2 separate regions of the Mus musculus genome follow, and region 2 is linked to region 1. Evidence: chromatin loops called from intact Hi-C (ENCODE). Cell type or tissue: gastrocnemius. All regions are shown on one strand.

Region 1 (2,500 bases):
GTGTTGCTCTGTAGGATGAAGGCTTCCTCCATGGCCCCCACGATGGTTCTTGATGAGAGAGACAGTGCTTGATTCTAAACTGTTTATTATTGTTCATCGTGGAGAACAGGTGTTTACAACCTCCTCAGGGTGGACCAGAGATGAAATGTCTTTTCAGGAAGGAGTGTCCTGGAAGGGAAGCTTATTGATTAACCCCTAGAACCCATCTAGATATCTCATTAGCATGGAGAATTCTGTTCTGTGTTACGTGACCAGGGGTCATGTTCTTTGTGTGGGGAGTTGTGGTCATCTGTTCCAGGCCAGGAAATCTGGTTGGGAGTAGGTGAAATATTCCCTGTCCTTAGGTATGAGGTGTTGGGGTTTCTGAACCTACTCGACCTTACCAGGTTTCCTGGCATGGTCCACTGCCCCACAGATGTACTGCATAGCTAGCAGAGTCGTATATCCCAGGTTCTAACGTTCTGAAATTTTATTTTGTGTATAAGTGTTTTGCCTGTGTGTGTTTATGTATACCACATGTTTCCCTGGTGCCTGGGGTGGCCAGAAGAGGGTATTAGAGCCCCTGGAACTGGAGCTACTTTGAGCCACCATGTGGGTTCTGGGAATCAAACCTGAGTCATCTTCAAGGACACCAAGTGCCCTTGACCACAGAGCCATCTCTGAAGACCGTACTGAGGTAAAAAAAAAGTTGTCTGCCCTATCTTTTCAGAGACAGTGCAACCAAGTGAAGCTGACCTCCTAGGCTGACCCTGCTGTCCCCTTGCTAAATGCCCACAGCATCACTTTCAAACCCCATTGCTCTTTAGAACCTGCTGTCCTGTGGAGCACAGGTTCTGGCCTATAGAGCCTCCAAGCATCAGCTGAAAAGGAACCCCACCCTTTAATTAGCTCCCCAGTCACTTAACATCTGCCTATTTACAAACCTGCACACTAAACAGAATAACCAGACACCTTAGGGAAAGTCAGAGCCTAAGGAAGAACTGTGCCTGACCAAAGTTCTTGTTCCTTACCAGCCTTCTCCAGTTCTTAGGCAGTGCTTCCCTAGGTTGTCACTTAACATAGCATGCTCCTCTGCCCCCTGCAGGTCCTTGTGGCCTGAGCTCCCAGACTTCTTGCTGTATTCAACATTCAGATTCCATGTCATGACTGCAAATACTGTTCAGAGATGCACACAGTACACTGGCACTCTGAATCTCTAAGCTTTAAAATGTTTTCAGTTCTATTTTGTCTGTGTGTGTATGAGAGGGTGTGGGGCAAGCATACCACCATGCACATGGAAGCCAGAGCAGAGCTTGAAGGCGTTGGTGGTCTTCTACCATGTGTGCATTGTGACTGAATTCACATTGCCAGGCTTAGGGCAGGCACATTTACCTGCCCAGTTGTCTCCCAGGCGCCATTATGACACTTTAGCACATATGCATTACTGTATTTCGTCTTTACCCACTTCTACCACCACCCTTGGGACTGGTCCCTTTCCCCCTCTTAGATAGTCCTCCTGCTTTCCTCTCCTCCCTCTGCTGTCTGGTCCTGCCCCGCCCCTGTTCTACGTTCCTCTTCCACATGTGTATTTAAGTCAGTCAGTCAGTCTCTGTCTCTACCTCTGTCTCTGTCTCTGTCTCTTTCTCTCTCTCTCTGTCTCTGCCTCTGTTTCTTTCTCTCTCTCTCTCTGTCTCTGCCTCTGTCTCTTTCTCTCTGTCTGTCTCCCTGTCTCTGTCTCTCTCTGTGTATACATATCAATGCTTGTAGATGTAGATTCTTGTATTGATCTTCAGCTGGTAGTTTGAGACAAGATCTCACAGAAACTGAAGTTCCATGTGTCACTCAGGTTGCCTTGCTGGGGAGTTTCCAGAATCCATTTGTCTCTACCAACTAGGCAGCATTGAAGATTCAGGACTGCACTGCCATGCCTGGCTTCTACATAGGTGTTGGGTATTTGAACTTGGGACCTTTTGCTTTCACAGCAAGTGAGCTCCATCCCCTTAACCCTGTACATTATACTTTCAGCTATTTTTCCTAAGATTTCATTCTTTACCTCTGAATAAAATTGTATTGTATGTATTCAAGACATTTTCTTTATCCGTTCTTTTGGGGAAGGGCTTCTAAGTTGGCCTCATTTCTTGGCAGTTGTGATTAACAGTGCAGCAGTAAACACAGTTGTGCAGATATCTCTGCTTTGGCCACTTTGTCTCCATTTGTTTTCTACTTGAATGATGCTAATTGGTTTTGCCTTAGATAGACTAGTGAGTCTCAGCCTTGAGCATGTGGGGTCACCTGGCTGGCTAGTGACAGTACATCTGAAATTGGGGGTTAAAGTGGAAACATGAAGGTTCTAGGGCTTTGCTGGGACAGTCCCCCTGGATACTCTGAGATGGGAACTGCTGCAGATGGGTTGAGTCAATGACCCAGTGTGGCTGTTCAGTAGATCTAGTTGGCCACTGCAAGTCTTGGCTTTCTGGTTCCATCACCACGTACCTGGCACCTGGAACCTGGAATATTTCTT
Region 2 (2,500 bases), 53 kb before region 1:
CTTTGGTTACACAATGAGATCAAGGTCAGCTTAGACTGATTCAGCAAGTTCTCATCTTAAGGAAAAAAAAAATTGAGTGGGCATTGGGGTTCCTCTACCTCCCTCCACTGTGTGATGCCATTACATAGAGTTCTGGTAAGGAAGCAGAGCCCAGGAGCTCAAAGCTGGTACCCAGAAGAGCCAGCAGGGCCAGGCTAAGGACTGTCCCAGAGTCTGCTCCACAGCAGACTGGGCAGACTTTATACCCAAAGAAGCGCATCCTGAAGAGAAGTTAGGTCTAGATTCCTGGACGGTCACTGTGAAGAACTGAGGTGCTTTCAGACCTGCTGGCTGGCACTTGGTTATTAGGAGTGGACCGGAGGCACCTAGCAATATTATTAACTTAGTAATGGTTGTGGGCGACATTACAAGCACCATGACTTACGAAACGGGAACTATTGCTCAGAAAAGGGGATTTCGGGGGCGGTCCACCTACCTGAAGCTATATACAGCCAGGACAACCAGGATGGGAGTGATCTGCTGCCAGACCTTCCGAGTCTAGTCTTTCTTCCTGCGATGTGTGAGGAGTCCCCAAGTCCCCTGTGCCTCAGATGCTCAGCTCCCACAACACCGGAGAGTCAGACTCCTGTACACACTGAGTCAGTCACTTTATTACTCTCTCAGGTGCTGGTGACCTGCCATCTGTGACAAGCTTTCTCGGGTACCTCTCCCCACCTCATTCCTTTAGGCTATGGAGAGAACCAGATCCGGGTCCAGGCCTCTTCTCTCCATTGGCCCCGACTCTGTCCTGGGGTTCAAGATCAAGATCCTTGGAAGGGAGGAGTGGGGGCACTGCTCCTTCCCTGAGCCCCCTTTCTCACTTGAAGGGTGTCCTGGGGCAAGTCTCTCCTCCATGAAAAGGGGATGGAATGAGGGAAGGAGAGAAGGGTCTTTCGCAGGGGTGGGTGAAAGCTGAGAACTCCAGAAGGAAGGGAGGAGTGGATATGGGGCCCAAAAGGGAAGAGGCAATGGGGTTGGGAGAACTCTAAGGGGATGACGCCCTGCAGCAGGTGTTTAGAACCCCAGCTACCCCAGAGCCCAGGGCGGAAAGGCACCACCACCCTCTGGACCTGGTGCTGAAGTCCCTTGAGCTACCGCGGCCGCCCGGCCATGGATACGCTGGTGACGGAGCACATGCTCACGCCTCCCGAAGCCCTTGCCACATTCCCAGCAGGCGAAAGGTCGCGCGCCAGAGTGTGTCTTGCGGTGGCGCACCAGGTGCTCGCGCCAGTAGAAGGTCTTGCCGCATTCGCAGCACGCGTGCGGCTTCTCGCGCGCAGGCAGGGGGCGCAGTGCAGGCCCTGGGCTGCCGGGGTGCGTGCCGCGGTGGCGCCGCAGGTGCTCCTTACGCCGGAATGCCTTGCCGCACTCAGGGCACGCGTGCGGCTTCTCACCGGAGTGGCTTTGCCGGTGGCGCAGTAGATGCGCCGGCTTCAAGGGAGACTTCCCGCACTCCGGGCACGACACAGTGCCTGGAGCTGCCAGGAAGGCAGGGAGGACCGGTGCCAGTGGAGCTGGTGGGGGGCTGCCCGGCTCCTGCTTGTATGGGCGCATGGCCCCGCTGTTCTCCGTTGCGGGTACCTCTGTCCCAGAGGAGGTTCCTGCGGGAAAAGGTGCACTGCAGTCAGGGCTGGGGCTGAGCTGGTGGGCAGCAGTTTGGGGCAGGGAGGTGGCTGGAGGGCAGGTTTCCCACCTCTGTGCCTCCTAGCAAGGAGCTTCACGCAGCCTAATAAACACCAAGGCGTAGATGACTAGACAGGGAGTAGGGAGTAAGGAGACAAAATGGTGGCAAGGCGGTAGAGGGAGTACTGGGGGAGTGGACCGATGGACACATGGGTGAGGGTTCATAATGATGTAAGAACAAAGGTGATGGATGGAGGAGCCAGGCGGTGGGGAGAGAGGTACATTACTGAGAACATAATGGGTGGGCTGACTGCTCTATAAGAGGCTGGGGGTGTCCAAATGGAACAAACTAATGGACTGAGGCAGGGAAACTAGGGGACAGACGAACCATATGACTCCTCTGTCTAGGTTTCCCATCTGCTCTGTGGAGCCCCAGGAATGTCCACAACCTTGGTTCCAGTAGTTTTACATCATGAATTTGGCTTCCTTTGTTGTCTGAAATGCCCACTTGTCTCTCATTGCTGCCCTATTCCCACCCTCAGCTGCTATTTGATTTCTTCTTGAATATCTGGCTTCTGCCCCACCGTCTGAGAGATATAAGGAGTCACTTCATCCAAATGTGACATAACAGACTCCATGCCCAGCTCAGGGCTGGGAACTTAACACAGGCCACCATAGCACCTGGGATAGGCAGAGTATGTTGGGGTGCAGAGGCCTCGAGGCAGGCTGCCTGGGCCCAGTCTGGATTTAGCAGCATCCACCCTTGGGCAAGTCCTTCTAGAACCCTGCACCCAAAAACACTACAGCCAGATCTGGGCAGCTGCATGCCTCAAATCTC

The links. A loop is a pair of places that touch in the nucleus more often than their neighbours do. Peaks named below come from ENCODE experiments on the same cell type or tissue, not always from the same donor. Only the 100,000 strongest peaks of a DNase experiment are listed, where the experiment ranks them.
Region 2: a loop joins it to region 1, with 4 times the contacts of the local background. A loop is called at or near these places in 37 of 42 quality-filtered maps.

The regions. Positions count from the first base shown.
Region 1 is chr7:6,135,270-6,137,769 of GRCm38, reverse strand. All of the region lies in intron 2 of Zfp787 (zinc finger protein 787), which reads left to right. Among named protein-coding and RNA genes, the nearest start is that of Zfp787, 19 kb to the left of the region's middle. In gastrocnemius, a CTCF peak has its summit at 1,091 (motif pointing left); no DNase peak of the experiment used is centred here; H3K27ac peaks cover 488 bases.
Region 2 is chr7:6,188,546-6,191,045 of GRCm38, reverse strand. Zfp444 (zinc finger protein 444) reads right to left here. Exons shown (of 4, transcript NM_028316.3): 4 at 1-1,640. The coding sequence ends at 1,066. Among named protein-coding and RNA genes, the nearest start is that of Galp, 7.3 kb to the left of the region's middle. In gastrocnemius, no CTCF peak of the experiment used is centred here; a DNase peak (open chromatin) is centred at 1,383.